Linked DNA regions of Homo sapiens: region 2 is linked to region 1. The links are chromatin loops, found by intact Hi-C in ENCODE. Cell type or tissue: PC-3. All regions are shown on one strand. Links, peaks and the distances in the headings refer to the core of each region. The heading gives the core; the rest is flanking DNA.

What was found. Hi-C counts contacts between places; a loop is a spot of excess contacts. Peaks named below come from ENCODE experiments on the same cell type or tissue, not always from the same donor. Only the 100,000 strongest peaks of a DNase experiment are listed, where the experiment ranks them.
Region 2: it touches region 1 in a loop (4-fold over the local background); 2 of 110 quality-filtered maps call a loop at or near these places.

The regions. Positions count from the first base shown.
Region 1 is chr12:58,360,584-58,371,897 of GRCh38, reverse strand. No RefSeq gene overlaps it. Among named protein-coding and RNA genes, the nearest start is that of LINC02403, 280 kb to the right of the region's middle. In PC-3, for the core only: no CTCF peak of the experiment used is centred there; DNase peaks (open chromatin) are centred at 3,647, 6,877 and 7,287; H3K4me3 peaks cover 660 bases; H3K27ac peaks cover 4,547 bases.
Region 2 is chr12:58,409,495-58,420,808 of GRCh38, reverse strand. No RefSeq gene overlaps it. Among named protein-coding and RNA genes, the nearest start is that of LINC02403, 330 kb to the right of the region's middle. In PC-3, for the core only: a CTCF peak has its summit at 4,415 (motif pointing left); DNase peaks (open chromatin) are centred at 4,358, 6,208 and 6,768; H3K4me3 peaks cover 1,210 bases; H3K27ac peaks cover 4,944 bases.

The DNA of each region.
Region 1 (11,314 bases), core at 2,163-10,162:
CAGTACTTTTCCACCAGCTCACTGCTACATTTAAGAATCTTCCCTCATTTTCTTATAGCAGAGATAAGCTCAAGTTTCTCCCCTATTGCAGTAGTCTTGAATAAAGTCTTCCTTGTCTGTTTAACTGGCCTGGTGCAATTTTTCTTTTACAGACAATAGTTGGCTATCCCATTGTTCATCATTTCCTTCTTTCTTACTCTCAGAATCCAATTTTACTGAGGGCAGCCATACTCCCAGCTAAAAGACTAGGTGCTCCAGCCTTCCCTGCACCTTGGGGTGGGCATTTCTGCTGCAGCAGCTCTGTGTTAGAAATGGCTAGGGAGGGGGCATGACCAAGCCAGGGACCCTGATAACCTTGTGGAACTGCCATTAAGCCTCATCTCCTTACCTCCCCACTTCCTTTGCATGGGAGAGAAATACATTGACTGCAATTTGGGACAGTGTCTTAAGCAAAGGGAGGACTCAGATTGTACGACAGGATAAACTTTTCAAGCATCCTTCAAAACCTCAAAAACCTCTATTTCATACATATCTTAGGACTTGATGGGATGTTAATCCCCACTCAGTATTTTACAGATGACAAAGCAGAAGATGCAAATATTTCAATCAGCTTGACTAAAATCCTTTATATAGGCCAATAGACAAAATGCAGATCATTAATTTTCTCCAGTGCCCAACATGGTGCCTGACATCTGGCAGATGATTGATGTGTGTTTAGTGAGTAGAAGAGCATGTAAACAAATAATTACAATGCAGTGTGGTAACTGTTACAGTAGACAAATAAATGGAAGCAGAAGTCCAGAGGTGCATGCCTCTAACCATTCTACTTGCTAGTCACTGTGTATACCATCTTTAAAGTTGAAATACTCATGTTTAGAGACTTATTTATTATTAATTCTTTAAGTCAGACTTTTCACTAACAAGACCTGGCCTATGTATTAGTGCTTTTTACATTTTTCACAGCAGGTCACTTACTCAACACACAGAGTTTGGTGAAAATATTCTGTAAACCCAATTCTCTCTGTCCATGAACAGCACAATCTGAGTCCCAGACACCACTACTTTTGGGGATCTGTTCCTCAAGGTCTGTGTGAATTTATGGCAGTGAAATGAAAATATTAATTTCAATTGGATTAGTTCCGCTGTTGCATGTAAATCCACACCAAACGTGCCAAACCAAAATGTAAATTCTTTCATATGCCAGATTTGCAATCTTATTCATTGTATTTAAAAATTTTGCAGATATTTAAAGACAAAAACATGCATACAGACTTTCTACTGAGGCATAAGCTATATCAAACTGGCAGCCTGTTTTTCTTCCTGTTTTTTTTTCAGAGGTGTTAATATGCAGCAGACTTTACAGGGGAGCTCCCCCCAGACTCTGTTAATGCACTTTTGTGGGGCTGTTTTCTTATATATAATGATGGTGTTGGACCAGACAGCATTTCATGTCCCTGCCAGCTCTGATCATCTATAATACTATGATTTAACTTCTACAGTGTGTGATATAAGGATTGCTTACTTCTGCTCCCTCACATTCCAGAAACATAAGAAACTTCTCTACTTCCAAGGAAGGGGAGTACAGGAACAAATATTTGGGTTCCCTGTCTCCATCCCCTTACTCACTCCTCCCAGGGGAAGAAGGAGTAACTTATCCAATGGGTGAGGCAAGGAGCTCCTGAAATCCATGGGACCTTCTTTACCAAGAGTAAGGTCACAACATCAAAGTTTACACAGCCAAGCTCCTTGCTCTCTTGACTCATTTGTTCTTATGCTGGGTGCTCTCTCCACCTCTGCCTCCTGCCGCAAACAGCTGGGCCTCCACCAGGAGACCCAACATTCTCTAGCTTCTCTGCTGAGGACTTACAGGCAAGTTTCAGCTGGGATATAAGAGGCCAGGCCACCATTCTCTAAGTCAGCTTTCCTTGTATAAAACTGATAGTGTACTTGAATCCCTATTTGACAACTGGTACCCATTATCAATTATTTAAACATCACAGGCAATAATAGTCCCAAAATAAGAACCCAAGCTGGATATCATCTGCATATTCCAGAAAGTCAGGACATGTCCCCTCCTAGAGAAGAGGATATGACTAAACCTTGGAGCCCAGTGGTTGGGTCTCATCTTCTTGGCAACGTGTGGTAGAGTAAGAAATTCACAAACAGTGAATCAAGTCAAAGCAAAGAGGAAGCTCTCTAAGCATGGTCCACTGTGTGAGGATGTTTGTATTGTTTTCCAACCCTGCCCCAAGCGAATTTATCCCAAGAATTAATCAAAATAACAAACTTAAAGAGGAAGGTTAATGAACAACGTCTAGCATCAGGCAAACTATAACAAACAGAGTCAAATTATTTGGTTCCTTAAAGAAATAAATACATAAAGGCACTTGTAACAGATAGGGACCCTGTTTCCTCTCCCATTTACCAGCGATAGGAGTGGAGCAAAAGTAAGCCCTGTCTCAAGGCAATGACAGGAACAGCAGCTATAGCTAAGAGGGGCACAGCAAATATGGAGCAAAGACAGGAGAGTGGATACTGCCAGGAGTTATGGCTCAGAGGAGACACTTGGGATAGGATCCCTGAATGTCAGGACCTGGTGACTGGGGTTCCAATAACTTTTCACAGCTCACCATGGAATATCAAAGGATCATTTGTCACAATGAATATTCTTAAACCAGCATTGTCCAATAGAAATATGTGTAATATGTACATATATACATATATATTTTCTAGAGACATCAAATAAGTAAAAAAAAAGATGAAATTAACTTTAACCTGATATATCCTACATATATATATATATATATATATATATATATATATATATATATATATTTGAAGACAGAGTCTCACTCTGTTGCCCAAGCTAGAGTGCAATGGCACAATCTTGGCTCACTGCAACCTCCACCTCCTGGGTTCAAGAGATTCTCCTGCCTCAGCCTCCCAAGTAGCTAGGATTACAGGTGCCCACCACCATGCCTGGCTAATTTTTGTATTTTAGTGAGACAGGGTTTCACCATGTTTACCAGGCTGGTCTCGAACTCCTGACCTCATGTAATCCACCCATCTCAGCCTCCCAAAGTGCTGGATTACAGGCGTAAGCCACTGCACCTGGCCAGCAAAAATATCACTATTTTAATATGTACTCAATGTTTAAAATATTAATATATTTCCATTTTATAAAAATATTAATATATTTCCATTTTGAAATTTCATTTCCATTTGAAATACAGTGTGTATTTTATACTTACAGCATATCTGAATTTAGCCCAGAGAGAGTTTAAGTGCTCAGTAGCCACATGTATCTAATGGTCATGACGCTGGACAACATAGTCTTCAACAATACCTTAGAAGCTGAGTAGAGTGTGAAACCCAGATGTCATATATGTATGTATACAAGAAAATATTTCCTAATGGCTGTAGGAGTTATAAACTTTGAACTCTAAAGACATTACTACTTAGCCAAACTGTGGATGATTTCATCTCGCAAAGGAGATGATGTCTTAATCTATAGCCACTGTTTACCCTCATATTGTAGGTTTCATCTTAAGGCCCAAAAAAAAAAAGAAAAAAAACTTGTATTTCAGGATGTCAAAAACCTGGCCACAAAGCTGTATTTTAAAATCCACAGCTCTTACACATTCAAGATTGGCTTCTCCTGAGCAAACCTCCCTCTTCCCTACCACAGCTCTGGGTTCATGTGAATAATTGATGACAAATTTGCCTCTGCTCCCAGGAGCAAACCAGTGAACTGAACTGTTGTCCCTTGTCTCACTGGGCATCAAACAAAGCCTGATCTCATAAGTTTCCAAGAAAAATTACTCTTTTCTACCCAAGAAAACATTTTCAGATTTCTGCTAGTAAGAGATTAGCCAACAAGGGAAGGATTTTTTTTTCATCAAAATTTGAATCAACGAATCAGTTTCCTGTCCTTTACCTTTGCATACTTCCTTAGTAATCATGAAATTGGAGACACAGCTGATGATTTTTAAGAAAAATATATCCTCCTATTTCTATGAAAATGTGCTCGAGAGAATAAGATGGGTTGCCTAATATCAAAGAAAGTAATCTTATTTGAAGAATAGGCCTCCTGTCTTATATAGAGACAGCTGATAAATTAAAATGAAACAGAAGAATTAAGTAAAAGTTTGCTTATGTTTAAAGATACATAAATTAATGCAGCCTGAAGGCAATCTCAGCTTTAATGCCAACAAATCATACCATTTTTACAAGGTTTTGCCTACTGATTTTACATTAAAGAATGGATAGCTAATAAAGCAAAAACAAGCATCTTCTTACAAAAACATATATATAGCAAGGATAGAACAAATAGACCTTTTTTTCGCCATTGAATTAAATTCTTAGCTACAGCAATTAGCAGTTGCCAAATGATCAATACCTGAAATTGATTCGCTTGGGGAACTTGTGAAACTAGATCTTGACAGCAGGAGATTAGTGACCATCAGCGTGCTGGTGAGAAATCACAAATAAAGAGAACTTTGGATAAAGAGTGAATCGATGGTTTCACCATGTGTGAACACTGCTCCCTTTGCAATTTAGTTGTAGAAGCTCAAAATGACTGAGCACGACTCAACAGAAGTGACCTGACTTTTTGAAGTCCTGCAAGAAACACATCACCCCTGAACTCATAAGATCTTAAGCATACCCTCAAATTCTCAGGACTACAGTCATCCAGACAAGTCCAATCTCAAAAGATATACTCTGTTTGTTTATGTGCCCCTTCATCACTAGCACATTTTGTATTTAAGCCCTGAGGCTAATTTCTCCCAATGGTGGATATCAGTAAATGGTGTTTAAACTCTTTTGTATTAATGTTGGCATTCTCTGGAAATGGATCTCACTAATATTTAGGCCCTGTGGCCACAAAGGTACAGAACCTGTCTTTGCCATGCCTCCCCAGGAGCAACTTGCAGCCTCCTTTTTGAAATAGACTTATAAAGGATACAACTCTATTATTTTCTCCTCAGAAAGTGGGCAGAAAATATTTCAGGACTGAGCTTCATTTAGTAAACATAAAGGTGGTATAAAATTCCATACAAGAAATGCAGTAATTATTGTTTCAAGTGTCAAAAACTATTGAAGGCTACTTTTTTTTTTTTTTTTTTTTTTTTTTTTTGAGACAGAGTCTTGCTCTTTCGCCCAGGCCGGAGTGCAGTGGCACTATCTCGGCTCACTGCAACCTCCGCCTCCCGGGTTCACGAAGGCTAAATTCTTTAGTGGCCCATTTTAGGAAGTAGTCCATGACCTCTCCAGGCCAACCAGAAAAAATCCACCCAGAGAACGTACCTTCTGGGCACCTGGGACTTCAGTTTAGGCAGCAGCATTTGGATGCTCTAGATAGTGCCCTGGAACCTGAAAACAGATTTTGCTGGAGACAATTAATCACTTGCCTGTCCATATCCCCTGCCCTTTAAGTGTGGCTGAAAACCCCAGATGTCACTCCAAAGAGAGCACATAAAATCCAGCTGGGTGAGCATGGTAGTGCATGCCTGTAATCCTAGCTACTCGGGAGGCTGAGGCAGGAAAATCGCTTGAATCATGGAGTCGGAGGTTGTCGTGAGCCAAGATCATACCACTGCACTCCAGCCTGGCAACAGAGCAAGACTCCATTTCAAAAAAAACAAAACAAAAACAAACAAACAAAAAAAAAACAAAGAATCCAGCTGGGTCACATACTCTGTGTCTCAGGGACACACCAGGGTCAGCCTCCTGTCTGGACCCATGGTTTCTTGCTTCCATATATTTGGTGCTATGATTCCTCTGGTTTCACATTCAGGTTCCCAATATCGGCATCAAGCACTTTTACTTGTAGACAATTTGGACTCTCTTATCTGACTTACTACTGTCTCGCTCTACCCTAGTCATTGTCAGCCCTAGCCATACAGATTAGCCCCCTGTCTACATCGTCCATCTACAAGAGAATGATTGGACATTGCCTGCCTCAACTCCCAAACACCACATCTGACAGGTCCTCCTTCTCTGTGCTCCACCTCCCTGTGGGATACTTATCAGTTACTTGAGTTTGAGGTGGCCTTCCTGCCAGGCTTTAGCCTTTGGATCTTGTGTTGGGATGGGTAAAGCTAAATGTCAGTCAACACAAGCAGCTAAATCTATACCCCCTTCCCCAACTCCTCACCCACCCCTGTGAGCTGAACATTCCCATGCCTTATTTATACCCACTTTCTTCCCCACTCTACGCCATTTCTCTCCCACTTAGTCTGCCACATTGCTGGCATAGTTACTGGACCATTCCTAGCTCTTTTCTGTGAAAATAGCAGCTCTTAGAGTGACATGGATTTCAGAGAATTGAGTAGTAGTCCAGGAGGTGGACATCTTTTCGTCTCATCCTAAGTTTAGCCATCAGTGGTATTTCATTGTTCTTTTAAAGTAGTTTTCTAGAACATCAAATACATGCATATTCATCAGCTGCTATCTATATTAGATTATCCACGCTTCTGCCTTCTTACATCAGTGCAGTTAATCAGGAGCCTTAAAAAGTAGAGTTGCCCCGGGAAGTCTGAATTTTTTGGCAAAGTAAGTGTGTGCAGAGCTAGCAGATACCCTTGCTGTATGTGTTGACCTCTCATGAAGGTGCAAAGGAAACTGAAAAGCTTCAAATACTTCCAATGATTTGAAATGATTTGGGAGGAATTTTATTTGCTCATAAGACTTCTCTAAAGGGAATTGCATTTTGAACTGTTATATCACATATACATTTTTATTGCCATTTCTGTTCACTCAGTCATCCAAATACCAAGTTAGAGCATTGGACCACTGGACACAAGGATGAATTCCAAGAAGATTAGGGAACCAGAAAAGTGCAGAATGGGTTTAATGACTCGTGGGTAAAGCATTAGTCATTGGCCATAAACCAATAGGGAACCAGAGACACTGGGAACAAATTCAGGCTACAGAGCAACAGGCTCTGCAGATTCCACTCAACAGTAAAGGCAGCTGACTCAACACTTACACCAAGTTTACACAGCAGAAACCCTAGATGGTTTATTCTACTTCATCTTCAATTTAACCTTTTACAATCAAGGTCTCCTTTAGCATACTAGGAGGACAACACCAAAAAATGATTTATGAAAACATATAATTCCCAAGAAAGAGAACAGTGACTTTTAATACCCAAATACACATAATACTTTACTTACACATAAGTAAAAGGCTGCAATAATTAAGCTTAAAGTATTTTTAATGAATGCATTGAAATAAAGCTCCTAACATAAGGGAATATCTAGTGGTTTCATGGGTGACTAGGAACTAGGAATTTTAGCTCTGCCTAATTCTGCCTGAAATGCAGGTTCTAACTTAGTCTAGGTGGATCCCTTGTGTGTTCTGTCTCCCCATTTTAGACACATGGGGAGGAATGTGTACCATCTCAGGATCCTTTCCAGGCCTTACCACACCTCTGAAGGCTTGTCTGACCCTTCCACTTGCCATAAAGTAAATTATACTCCTCTCTGTACCACTTCTCCATCCTACAAGTATTTCCTTTTTTACACATATCCATTTGTATTAGTGGTTTACCAGGTGGTACTAACCTCCTGCCCACTACCCAGTTCCTCTTCATATGCTATTAACAGAGATTCATTATTACTTAAGGCTGACAAACACACTTTGTCAGGGATTGAATTGGGCAAGCCATATGAAGTTTAGAAAAGGCATAATGACTTTAGATTAACTGGCCAGAATTGTGGTTTCCAGAGTCTTGGGAATTCTGATCCAAATGTCTTTAGTTAATTAAACAACCAGTAGGATAATCATGCAAAGAGCATGGATTTTGAAATCAGAGAGGCTTGGATTCCAACTCCAATTCTGTCTCAGATATGCTTTAATTCCTTCATTCTACAAGTATATATTATGCACCTGCTCTGTTCCAGGGTTCCAGGCATGGTTCTAGATGCTGGAGGTATAGCAGTAAACAAAACAGATAAAAGAATTTAAAAATTGTGACTCCAAAAGAAAATTTAGGGATTCTCTAAGCAGCAATTCTACCCTCTTGTTTTACAAGTGAAGCAAAAGCAATTCATGGAAGTAAAGTATTTTCCACAAGTTCATGCAGCCACTTGGTAATTGAATCAGGGTTAGAATTCAGGTCTCCTGATTTTCAGGTTAATGCTCTTTGTACCAAACCAACACATAGTCAAATCATTAATCTTAAACAAAAAGTTAATCTCAAAGTATTTATGACACTGTTTTTTAAATGAAAGTAAATTTCTTTGACTATAATGTTCTATATCACTGTAGGATGACTACAGTTAACAATAATAGCTAGAAGGAGGATGTCGAATGTTCCCAACACAAAGAAATGACACATGTTTGAGATGATTTTTGGAAAAGCTATGTCAAGAAGGTCATCAGTTAGGGAGTCTCCGTGGGCAGCTTCTCATGTCTCTTGCAGTTCCCCCACACTGCAGCACTGGTCAGCCTATTTGTGACGGAGCTCCTGACATGTCCTGGGAAGCCCATGCCTGCAGCTGCTCCTTGAAACTCCTTATATGCCTACCAAAACTGCTTTCTCACCAGCCACATCTCCCCAACCTACACCTGAGATCCAGGTAACCTTTCTTGCTCTAACACACAGCGTCTTATTACTGCACTCGCCCTAGGTTATAAAATACCAATTAGGAGTCACAGCTTCTCAATTACACTACCACAAGATTAGGATAACTAGTCTGTGGGCTTGTGCTCTACTAAAAGGCCATTTATCTACCTGATCTTGGCCCATCGTATGCCATATGAAAAGGACATGAGCTTTAGTATCGGACAGTCCTGCATTCAAATTCTCCCTCTGCCATTTTCCAGTTGTTTGACTGTAGAGAACTTGCTTGAATTATCTTGGTTTTCTCATTCCTAAGGATAATGACACCTTATTATAATGACACCTTAGACATGCAACACAAATACACAAGTCTACTGTTTATCAAATTGTTCCTTGTAGCTGTCAGCATAGCTAAAGTCCATTGCACAATGTATAATGTGTTCACCTGTAACCTAATAGCATTTTGTTGTTGTCTCCTGTTGTGTGGGGTCTAGGGCACTGCTGCTCAATCAGTGTGTCCACAAGACTTTCTTAGTATTAGGAATACTTTTCTTCCTTTTTCCAATTCTTAACAAGCAAAGAAAAGAATAGAACTATGGTTCTCAGCTGCTGGTAAACATCAAAATCAACTGTAGAACTTTGTCAAAATACTCATGCCTGGGTCCCAATTCCAAAGACTCTGATAGGAGGTCGGGGGTATAGACAACCCTATGAGTTTTCAATAAGCTCTACAGATAACTGTAGGACACACCAATGGTTAAGAATCACTGGGGTAGCCAAGCACAGTGGCTCACACCTGTAATCCCAGCACTTTGGGAGGCCGAGGCAGGTGGATCACAAGGTCAAGAGATTAAGATCATCCTGGCCAACATGGTGAAACCCTGTCTCTACTAAAAATGCAAAAATTAGCTGGGCATGGTAGTGCACACCTGTAGTCCCAGCCACTCAGGAGGCTGAGGGAGGAGAATCTCTTGAACCCGGGAGACAGAGGTTGCAGTGAGCCAAGATAGCACTACTACACTCAGCCTGGCCACAGAGCAAGACTCCATCTCAAATAAAAGCAAAAAATAAATAAAAAAGAATCACTGGGGTGAAGAATGAACGTAGTGGTAACTGGCAACTGTGGTAAAGAGCAAAGGATGGATGTAACCCAATATGTGTTTGTGTCTCCATATATTCAAAAGATGCTCAATAATGGTTCAAAAGTAGAATCCCAGAAATAAGCTTTTATAGCCAACCAGGAGGTTTACAAATCATCTAGACTGAATATTTTCAATCATTTTTCAGCCCATGAATTCTTTGTTAAAGAAATGGCTCTGAAAGTTGCTTTTTTACCCCAACCTTAAATTTATGTACATGGAGCAAAACCTTATCCACCTCTCTGTCCCATGTCAATTGTGCGTGTGTGTATGTCTCTGTGTGTGTGTGTATATGCATGTAAAAGGATTCAGTGAGATGCCTGTTATTTTAGGATTACATATTTCAGGGATCATGTACACATCTGCTTTCATAATTGGCTATGGATAATTCTTTATTGAACTTCAGAATAGATTAATCTAAATTCCAATTATGAAGAATTATGGTCAAATATATTCTAATATAAATACAAATCAATGTGAATCACTGAGTTAGATAAAATCTTCTACTCACAGAGTAAAAATGGAGCAGTTGAGTTAGTTCAGGGAGGAGAGCTAAGCCCCTCATACCTACCTCTTCTCCTTCTCTACTCCCCCAGTGGCTTCTAAGGGGACTTCAAGGAACCCCTAAGAATTCTAAGGGGATAGGGAAGATGAGAATCTAATATAAGATTCTCAGTCTGATGTATATATTTTTTCTCTATAAGCAAATTATATGGGGAACTAAATTATGATCACAATATTTCATGAAATGTATAGAATCCATACAAAATGAATTTGTTATAGCTTTGAATGTATAATTACATTGGGCTGAGAGGGCCTGAGAGAGACATTTCACAGCGATGGATGGTCTTGCCAATGGGTAAGGAAAATTCCAAGTCCTTGAGCTAAGGCTCCTTCTCCCTGGATAGTCCTAGGAGGACACTTGCCAACATCTGCCTCTGACTTTCCATTTTCTGTTCTTCCACTGCTGGCCAACTGCAGTTTTGAACGATCAGTTCTTCTTTTAGATATGTTAATATAGTTAATCAAGTTACAGTCCAGTTTTGCTGATTCCATTTAAAGTTATTCTCAAAAGTGACTTTCATGTCTTTGTCCTAGCCTGCTAGGCGCAGAGGGAACTTTTATTCTCCCTGTTTTCAAATTCATGGCTTCGCTGTCCTCTCACCCCACTGTGGAGATAACAGTTTCTGATGTTCAAATGCTTGCCCTGCCCCAAGCTGCTTCTTGTCCCACAAGTTTCTAAAAGCTGGAGCAGGACTCGATTAAAACAGGATCTTATATATTCTCTAATTTCCTTGCTTTTTATTAAAATAAATTTTCCTGCATTTGAAATCTGGTTTAAGATATCATTAAAGCTCTTATATCCTTTACTGATTAAATTTCAAGATTACTTGGATGTAAGAGACAGAAATAACACTGCAATTTACATGGTGCTTGCTATTTACAGGCACTGGAGTAACCACTTTATACATATTATTTATTTTAAGCCTTTTAATACTCTATGATGAAAGTAGCACTACCCTTCACACAGGTACAGGGAAACTGATGCTCAAAGAAGGTAAGTGATTTACCCAAGATCACGAAGTGATACAGCCAGGATTCAAAA
Region 2 (11,314 bases), core at 2,326-10,325, 49 kb before region 1:
ATTTTTAACTGGACCATTGGCCCTTGATGGAAATGATTAAAGTATCTTTGAGAGCTGTTGCACGGATCAGCAACAGGGTGTTTTCCACAGTAAAGGGGAGAACTAGACCACATTCTGCCCCGGGGAATGATACGTGGCAGATATGAATCTAGGTTGGAGGAACTTGGCTCCTGCTGGAAGATTTTCTTTCTAAAAATCATTTAGTAGCACAAATGAATGTTCAGTGTTTGTTTTGGATAAATGTTCACATGTGAGGTTACCCTGGGCAAAAGGACTAATCGCTCTTTCTTTCACCTGCTTTTTTCTTCTACTTTTATCTTGTACTCCAGCCTTAAAGGTGAATCTTTCAAATTTTGATTTACTGTATGATTTTCTTCTTTTTACCACATTTGAGTTTGGTTTTTGTCACTAATTTCTTTTATGTGGTTTCCAAGGCAATACATATTTTTGTAATGAATGTTTTTAAAACACCTCTTCTATTTTCCATTAGAGCTATCTACAGAACAATATCCTCTTATTTGCCTAGCAAACATATTTTATTGTGGATTGTTTGTGTTTTTCCATTTTAACCTACTTCTTTATACAATCAAACTTACAAAACGCCCTGTTTTATATAATGTGAGAAATAAAATACTGAGTGTTGGAAAGGTCCACTCCTGGTCTAATGCTCTATAGATCAGCACATCTCAGCTGCTCTTCCCCACATGTGCTGGCAAGATTCACTAGGGAAACTCCAGCATTTACTCAGTGAGCCAGTAAATGAAATGCTTCCTTAAAAATATCCAGATTACTTAGATAACCTAGAATGTTGCCATATAAAAGCACCTTTTCTGCTTAAAGGATCATCCTCCACCAGGTATAAGAATGTCTCTTTACTATGGAGTCACTTGTACATAGTCTAGTGCCTGACACTGGGTAAATGTTAAAATATTTGCTAAATGTTGCTGATTGCCAACAAATTACATGAGAAAAATGGTGGAGGTTTTTATTTTCTTAAAGAAGACACAAGTAAAATCTTCTTAAGTAGTATACTTCAATATCCTATCATTTATGCAAAGTCTTCCCCATTCTTCACTTTAATTACTTCTATTTCCTCCTATTGATGCAGGATATTTTCTTGACTCCTTCATGGGATTTGCAACAGGGGTGCCCCATTTACTCAGCCTACCCCACTCAACCCCTCGCATGAGAGTGTGCGAGAGTAAACAAGTGCAGGAACCAGCCGGCTGCTTTGGCACCGGCAGGAGAAAACTCCATTCACTTGGGTGCGCCCCACTCCACCCCTTGCAGGAGGGAGCACATAGGCAAGTGAGTGCAGGAACCAGTTGGCTGCTTTAGTGCCAGCAGGAGCAAACTTCATGCAGGCCCCATAGCAGCATACAGACCGGGGTGCCTGCGACCCCAAGGCCCCAGAGGGTGTGTTACAATGCTGTCTTATCTCTACCGTCCACGGACAGCAGTGTGTTATCAGCTCAGTGGGCCCTTTCCATTGTCACATGGGGCGGCTGCCCTCTGCCAGTGAGGGCAAAGGGCCAGTGTGACAGCCTTTTTGGGTACCTGCACTTGGTAGATCCCGAATTCTTGCCTGGAGCTCAACGAGAATGAGGTCGTGTGGATGAACTGAAGGGTGGTAAATGCATTTCTCAGCAGAGAGGGGAGCTGGAAGGGGACAGGAAGGGCAGTTCGCTTTCCCCTGAAGTCAAGTTGCCTCTTCCCAACGTCCAGCCGCTTCTCCTCTCTACTGGCTGAGTCTGGGGTCTTTTAGGCACAGGATGGTTGGCAGGTGGGCCATAGGCACTTTTGCAAAAGGCAACATTCGATTGGTAAAAAGGCCCTATTCAGAAAGATCCAATCAGGAAAGAGCGAGCACACTGGGATGGAAGTTCTCACGTTGAGCTGCGGGTTTAAGGCTTTTTGGCTTGAAGGTGGGGTTTTGCCAGGGACCCACCCCTGTCTGCCTAGAGTTTCTCTGCCTCCTGCCTCTATCACTATCAGTCCTTCTATTTTATCTATACATCTATTAGTCTCCTCCTTCTTCTATTATATCAGTTTTAACATCTTTATGGCGTTAGAAATTTTTATATTTTTTATATTTTTTATATTGAGAATAGCTACCAAATCCATGAGCTAGTACGTTGTTTATCACTCATCATCTTTTCCATCAGACTCTCTCTTTGAAGTACAGTAACATTTTTTAATTCAATAAAAAGCTGTCTTCATTTAGTTTTCAGTCTTGTTTTCTTATTGCAGAAGTATGTTTTAAAAATGTCAAATATAGTAAAGTCATCATAATGCATAAGCAAGTTTTGCACTGCAGAAAAATTGACCACAAATTCTTTTAGTTGCCACAATTGTTTTAATATGCAACATTTACAATCTCCCCCAGAACGTTTTAACTAACCAGATATTTTAAATATAAAATAAAGATGCCTTAATGCAAATACCTTTAACGATGCTTCATTGTTTAGTGAAAAATATAAATCCTTTAGGCTGGCAGCTACAACTTCGCACCGTAGGGCCCTGATGCTCCCTTCTAACCAAATCCAAGTACCTACGTTACAGCAAAAATGGACTATTCCTTATTCTTCAAACATACATTTCATTCTCTCATCTTTGTTCACTTTTTTCTACCTGGTACAACCTCTTCTGTCCCACTTCTACCTTCCATTATTTTCACTTCCTTTTAGTTCTGTTTTAATTGTCCCTCCTTCCACTTTGGCTCTCTTGATCCTACCAACTACCAACTAGCTCAAGAATCTCCCCTTCCACTGAATAAGCATAATGTATACTTGTTTCTCTTACAGCTTTAACATTTTGCCTTTATTGATATTTCTTGCTTTAATGTCCTCCTATATAAGGATAAATAAAGAGGAAAATACTAATCATTTTTACTTATCATTATAGGCCCAGCCATACCAACACAATCCCTTGAACACTGTAGGTCTTCAATAAGTATTTAGTGAGTGTATTAGTTTCCTGGGGATGCTGTAACAAAAAATAATAATAATAATAATACCACAAACTCAGAGCTTAAAACAACACAAATTTATTCTCTTATAGTTCAGGAGGCCAGAAGTCTGAAATCACTTTCACTAAGCTAAAATCAAGGTGTTGACAGGATTGCACTCTCACTGGAGACTCTATGAGAAAAATCTATTTCCTTGCCTTTTTCAATGTCTAGAGTTGCATTCCTTAGCTCATGGCCACTCCTTCCAACTTCACCATCAACAAGTAACATCTTCAGAATGCTTTCTGCACCTGTCTCATCACCTTCTCCTTCATATCAAATCTCCCTCAAATCTCCCACTGCCTCCCTACCATTTTTTTTTTGAAATAGAGTATTGCTCTGTCACCCAGGCTGGAGTGCAGTGGTGTAATCCTGGCCCACTGCAACCTCCACTTCCCGGGTTCCAGAGATTCTCCTGCCTCAGCCTCCTGGGTAGCTGGGATTACAGGCACACACCACTACACCCAGCTAATTTTTGTATTTTTAGTAGAGATGGGGTTTCACCATGTTAGCCAGGCTCACCTCCAACTTCTGACCTCAGGTGATCCACCCACCTCAGCCTCCCAAAGTGCTGGGATTACAGGTGTGCATCACCACACCCAGCTCTGCCTCCCTCTTAAAAGGACATGTGATTACTTTAGGGCCCACATGGATAATCCAGGATAGTTTCCCTCTTCCAAAATCCTTAATGTAATCACATATTTTGCCGTGTAAGGTAATATTCACCCTGTTGCCATTATTCCTAAGTTCTGGGGTTTAGGACATGGATATCTTTGGGAACCATTATTTAGCCTACCATGGTAAATTTAATGTAGCAGCCTTCACTAGTTCTGTCAGTTACTTTTGTCCCTAGATGGGATGATGTAATAAGGTTCTGAATAGTTTACAAAGTGCTTTTATATTTAACCATCAGGACAGCTCAGTGAGTTCAGTATTGTTATTATCTATGTTTTTTTGTTGTTTAATATTTTTTTAGAGACAGGGTGTTGCTCTGTTGCCTCGGCATGATCATAGCTTACTGCAGCCTTGAACTCCTGGGCTCAAGTGATCCTCCTGCCTCAGCCTCCCAAGTAGCTAGAATTACAGACGCATGCCACCACACCCAACTAATTGTTTTTTAATTTGTTGTAGATACAGGATCTTGCTATGTTGCCCAGGCTGATTTCAAACTCCTGCTCTCAAGCTATCCTCCCTCCTCATCCTCTGGAGTTACTGGGATCACAGTCATAAGCCACAGTGCCTGATTTATCTATGTCTTAAACCACAGAGAGGTCCTGTCCAAAGCTGCAGAGTTGCTCTGTGAGCAAGTCGGGTTAGGCAGACTTTTTCCCTGGGACTCCCAGAACCATCAGCCTTTGATTCCTTTCTGGGCATCTTTCCCATGTCCAAAGTGCCCCCTTCTGTTAAAACTTTGTAAGCCACATTCATTTAAAGACTTTTAAAATATAACCATCTGATGTAACATTCAAAATATTTATGCATGCTGAGTCTTCACCTAACAAGCAGTTTCCCCACTGACAGCATCTGATGTCCTCAGAGGTAGCAATTCTACCCCGACAACCTCAGCTTCTGCCTATCTGACCCTGCTGAGTCTTCTGACCCAAGTAACCCACTGGGTCTGCCTTCTATCTCTCCTAGCCTTGTTAGAGAGTTCATTTTCAGAAGCCTTACTTGAAAAAGCTGTTTCTTAGAAGGAAATGACTACCTTTCAGTTAGAACTCTCTACTAATCTGGTAGGAAAATGGTTGGATCTGTCTCTCCTCACTTTTGTACAGTCTGAGTTTTCCTGACAGTCAGATGTCTTAGGCACAGCACACTCCACAGTCTGGCTGCTTCCTGGGTCTCTAGCATCTTCCCACATGGAACTGTGTCTTAGCACAGTTTGCACAGGCATGCCCTCTAATTGGAACACTTACTCTCACCCCTCCTTTGTCTCCCTGACAATACCCACTCTTCCTCTAGGGTTTAGCTGCATCCACCTCCTCTTTACAACTTCCCCCAAGCAGAGCTGACCCTGCTTTATTTTGTCCCCCAGCATATCTGGGACATTTTGCCTACAGTATTTACCAACTGAATGGCATCATTGTTTATCTCCTCACATAGGAATTCCCAAGGGACAAACATTTTGTATAGTTCTTAATCTCCCTGGGTCTCAGTTTCCTTATCAAAAAATAGTGATGATGATAATTCCTGTCCCATAGGGTTATTAGAAGGATTAAATGGATAAATATATGCAAAATAGACTAGTTCCTGGCATATGGAAGTGATCAATAAGTGCTAGCTGTCGTTATTCATGACATTTATCACACTCTGGCATTATTTTAATACGTTTGCTTATAGTCTTTCAACCTGCTTAGAAAGTAAGCTCCATAATGGCAGATATTTTTGTCTGTTTTGTTCACTAGTGTATCTGCCAGAGCCTGGGGACTCTATCATATGCCTGGTATACAGTAGGCACTCATTAAAAATTTGGTGAACAAATACATAAGTCAATAAAACTTAAGCAGCTAACATTATGCCTTTTATATAGTAGGAACACAATACAAGTTTTCTTTAAGTAGATTTTTTTCTTTAGTATCATTTTTACCTACCAGATTCTGAAACTGCACAATTGCTTTTTCAGTGAAGTATTATCCTGAATTTAGATGAAAGACATACCGTCTTCATAACTAAAAGTTCCCTTCTACTAGTTCACTTTGGTTCAAGGTTTCCTCATCTCCTGTATTTTCTGTTCAGTTGCAAGGGGTTTTGGAATATTTTCTCTAGGTGTTAAAGAAATCCTTTAAAGTATCAGCCAGGATACTGTGAAAGATAAATAGAATCTCAGGACCCCAAACTCAGTATGCCAAAAGGAAAGTTAAGCTTGGAAACTGTCACCCATACTGTTTTCCTTTTATTTCCAGATTGCTGTAATTTCACAACCCATGTCATAGCCTCGCTTCCCCTACTCCCTACTTTCACATGTAAAATGTAGGTTTACTGAGGCTAATCAGAGTCTCACAAGAATGTAACCACGTGCCTCACTGCCTACCCTCCTTCCCTCCCCACCCCCCCACCCACTCCCCACCCACTCTACATGCTCTTTTTTCTTTAAATACCAAAGTTCACAAAATCCCCTTTGGAAAAAGCATAGATGACAGATGCTCCTGTGATTCATGTTTTTTCCCTGGTGAGTCCTCAACTTTGGCTAAGTAAACCTCTAATCAATTGAGACCTGACTCAGTCACTTTTTGGTTTACAATGCTTATTTAAATGAATTGAGACTAAATAAAATTAAACATTCTTTTCCTGAGTCACACCAGCCACACCTAAAGTGCTCAATAGCTGTATGTGGCTAGTGGCTACCATACCAGACAGTGCAGATACAGAACACTCCAATCATTATAGAAAGTTCTATTAGATAGGCCTGGTCTACTAAGTTTTGCTTCAGGAACAATCACCACCAAAATCTCAGAGGTTTAATGCAGCAAAAGTTTATTTCTGTGTACCCAAAGTTTACTTCAGGTCAGGATGACTCTAAGGTACTACCTTCCATGTGCTAGCTCAGAATTATAGGCCATTTGGTTTTTGTGGCACTTCTATATCCACATATATTTCCATGAGTGCAGTGGCAGGGAAGAAAACAGTTAAACATACACCAGTTCTTATGTGCTTCCACCTGGAAATGACAGCCATGCCTAACTTCAAGGACCTGGGAAGCCCAGTGCTCTTTGAACACAGAAAGAAAAGGAAATTAGTAAACATTAGTAATATCTGCCACATTTAGCATGACTAAGTTTGTGTTCAAACAACCTCCCTTAGAAACTGCTTATCTGACCAAGGATTTGACTGGAATGGCATGCTTTCCTTTAAGGAGTCAAACTTGACTTATAGGGCCAATAAAAGCCCCTTGGGAAAACTAGCTTCATACTTTGCCTACGCAGTCCCTGTACAGGGTTCCTGACCTGTGATAAGTACAGAATGTCACTTTCTTACAGTCCCAGGAGCCCCACATAACCTTGGGACCTCAAGAGAAAAGGAATTTACCCAGTTCATAGGTATTTAAGGGTACAAACCCATGGCTGAGCTTGGCTTTAAAAAAAGTCTTATCTGAGATTCCTTATGGAACAAAGTTCCATCAAAACCAATTTTAAAAGCCTATGTAAAAAAATTATTATTCTTGCTGCACTTTATACAAATAATCAGGCCAAGTATAATAAAGCAAATTGATCTTACCGTGATTTGTCTTTAGTAAAAATGGGAAACTGCACGGAGAAAAAAAAAATATGTTTCAAGAACTATGGTACATTCATTGTTAGATTCTAGTCTCATTTTTAAGCTTTTTAAAGCTTGTTTCCTGCAATTTAGACTAACCCTGCTTATTCCTGTAAACCAACCAGTGATCTCTGGCTATAGCTCAAAAGAAACAAGAGGGATGGGTAATGTAAAAAAATCTGGATCAATATTCTAATTCTGGGCACATATTGGAATCAGCTAGCAACCCCATATCAGCTTGGTTCCAACAGTTGCCCACTTCATGGAAAGCCTTCTAATTTGGTTTATTTGGGGTAATTTTGCTTATTTTGCTTTACTGTTATGAAATACATTTGCTGTTGTACTCTTTGTGTAGGAATACAGGATAAGTTTACTGAATGTTTTCTTAAATTGAACACTTATTAATCCTCCAGATATTACCTTTTGTCAGAGTTATGAATGGTCCTTACCATGCTGATGCTTTCTGACTAAGCTTGTCTCTCTCCTTAATACAAAGGACACTAATAGTTAGGCAGGAATATCATCACTCCTATTCAGCCTGAAGAATTTATAGAAGGTGGGTCTTCATCCTCCTACAACCCTTAGGATTAAGGGTTCTCTTATAAAAGGGAGGCGAGGGAATATGTCAGAGGTGTTTGAACCAGAGCAGCTCCATCTTGAATAGGGACTGGGTAAAACAAGGCTGAGACCTGCTGGGCTGCATTCCCAGTAGTTTACATACTCTAAGTCACAGGATGAGATAGGAGGTCAGCACAAGATAAAGGTCTTAAAGACCTTGCTGATAAAAACAGGTTGCAATAAAAAAGCCAGCCAACACCCACCAAAACCAGAGTGACCTCTGGTTGTCCTCACTCCACATTGTGCAATAATTATAATGCATTAGCATGCTAAAAGACACTCCCACCAGTGCTGTGACAGTTTACAGATGCCATGGCAATATCAGGAAGTTACCCTATACTGTCAAAAAGGGAGGAAAACCTTCAGTTCGGGGAATTGCCCATCCCTTTCCTGGAAAACTCATGAAAAATCCACCCCTTGTTTGGCATATAATCAAGAAGTGACAAAAAGTATCCTTAGTCAAGCAGCCCATGCTGCTGCTCTGGCTATGAAGTAGCCATTCTTTTATTCCTTTACTCTCTTAATAATCTTGCTTTCACTTTATGGAGGAAAAAAAAACTATCTCCTTGTATGTACCCTCCTGTAATGAAGACTATGGCATACTCACTGTCATTTTAGAAACACAGTAGAGACTGTCATAAATGCTACTTCTCTACATCTTTCTCTTTGCAATCATTTTTAAATCTGATGTCTCAGGTTTTGACCTCAGCATGATTTAACCCATTTTCTACAATACATCAGAATGACCAAATCATTTTTCTGCTCAAATCCTTCTGCAGTTCCTTACTGAATACAGATTAAAATGCAGTCTCTTGGCTGGGTGTGGTAGCTCACACCTGTAATCCCAGCACTGTGGGAGGCTGAGGTGGGAGGATTGCTTGAACCTAGGAGTTTGAGACCAGCCTAGGCAACACAGCAAGACCCCATCTCTATTCTAAAACAAATTTTTAAATTTGTTTAATTTTAAGAAATGCAATCTCTTTAACATGAGATTCAAGGTCTCCCAGAATCTGGCCCACCTGCTCTCCCGAACTTATCTCCCAACATGCCCTGCACTCCAGCATTACTGCACATATGGCTGTTTTACTCCCTGGTCTTTTGCATAATTCCCTCACCTTATGCTCTTACTCTCTCTGCCTGAATGTCCTTTCTCTCCTTCCTTATCCATCGTAGTTCTCTCAGCCTTTCAAATGCCACCTTCTGTGATTTCTTCAGTTAAAATTAACCTTCATCCCATATTCTCCCATAGCTTGTATCTGACTCTGCTTACGTATCTCTTATAAGCAGCTTGAGGAAAAAAATACAGTCTTATTCATCTTGATTGTCTTACCAAAAGCTAGGAACATAGAGCAGTCCGTGCTTAGTAAATGTTTGGTGAATTTAATAACACTTTCCCTGAGAAGACTTTCTTCAGAAATTTTCCACCCAAACTATTATCATCTTGCAGAAAAAACTATATTCACAGATTAGAAATGCAATCTTTTTTTTTCAATAAGCAACCAAATAGATTTGGGTTGAAAATATAAGGAGTGGATCAATACCTTAAAATTCAAAAAAATTACTCAGTGTTTCACTCCTAAGAAAAGTAAACATTTAAGTCGTTTTGAATCAATATTTTCTAAGACTTTAGAGAAATGAAAGATTATATTTTAAAGGTTTTTAATAGAAATCAGGAAAATTAAAGCATATTTAAAAATAGCCTACAGGAACTTCCTGTGTCCTTGAAATATATGCATATGCTTTAATGTGGTAAGAGAACATAATTGTGAATTACCTCTAAAATTTCAATATCATTAAGAAAGCATTGAAAAGAGATTCTGAAAAGAGATAACAAAGACTTAAACTAGAAAAAGGAAGTATAGGAAAGATGTGATTTAATTTGTTAAATTATACAAGAATAAGGGGAAATACTTGAAATAATAGAAAATGGAAAAAGGGAAGACATTATCTCAAAACATCTGGAGATGAATGATAATCATTTCCAAATAGGATGAAAATCTAGAAGAAATATTATCTCAATGATAGTCTACATAAAAGGAAAAATCTGGGAGGTTTTTCACAGTCACCTACAGAGATTATCTGTAAAATAAAAGGTAGATGACAAACTGATAACGACATAACAGGCTATTTCCTAAGAGAATGTTCTCTGTGGGAGAAAAGATATTACAGTTGATTTTTCAAATTTGAGTTTTTAAAAGTTTAGCTCTATTAAAAAATATGCCCTTCCTCATTTTCAAAGGATCACGGGGAACATATAATCACTCTTTCAAATACCCTTTTTGGAGTAAAACAGCTGCTTTTCTTACAGATGGCCCAAATCATCAAAACATCATGGTGGATGAGCTCTTTCCTAGAAAAGTCAAGGAAAAACATCAACACTCTCTGATGAGCCAATCATAAAGATGGTAAAGAGTCTATTTGTGCCCAGATGGCTGGCAGCATTCTTTAACCCTTACCTTTGATTCAGCTGTTGTGCCCATGCTAAATAGATCAGCTCAATTAATGTAGTATCCCCTGGGATCAGAGCCACAGGTGTCATCTCTATTCAGAGAAGTGAGCTGTGCTCAGAGAAAAACTGTGCTATAGCCACAGGAGGTTGCTCTGTGGTGGTCATCCAGCTCACAAATTAATGTCATTGGTTACAGAATCTGGGTCAAGATCCCCAATTCTTGAGGGTGGGAGAGAGAATATCTAAATTTCTTTTAAAAATGTATCCATGGACTCCAGTGAATGAGTTTCTACCCAGCCTAGAGGACAACCCAGATGGCTGAGTTCCAATTTGCCCTAAGATTTAAATATGCTGTAGGAAATGAAAAATGAGAGTCTCTGAGAAAATACAGAGAATGCAAGGTCCATTCTAGAAGAGCAGCAAGGCCTTAAAAGGTCTAATTCTTTAATGCCTAGAATAGATGTCTCAGAAGTGGGGCTGGCTGGGAATGACTCGTGCTGTCCCATATAAGACAGTAAGAATCTGCTCTATGCCCCTATGGGACACTAACCCAGATTCCGCCATCTGACTTTTTCTGACCTCTGTCTGATTACCAAGCCAGAGCTGGTCTGGAACACACATCTTTTCTTGGTATCTAATGCCTCAATCCATCGTATGACTAGCCCTCCTGACCTGTTCTTGCTTTGGCACTACCCAACACTTTGTCCCAATCTTCGCCTATCTCTTAGGCTCCAGGATACCATGTGCCCCATCAACCGTAGCCTGTTGGTTCACATCTCCAGCAGAAATGTGCAGAAATCACAGGAACAAAATGGCCCTTTGCTCCAACTGACCCAACAGGATAGCAGAAAGACACCCAAGCTATGCCCTGGGCAACAGAGAGAGAGACGCAAACATCACATTGCTCACAACATGTCTCTCACTTTGCCATGACTTGAACACAGCATCCACTCGAATATCCTGATATCTTCCTTCATGATGTCTTC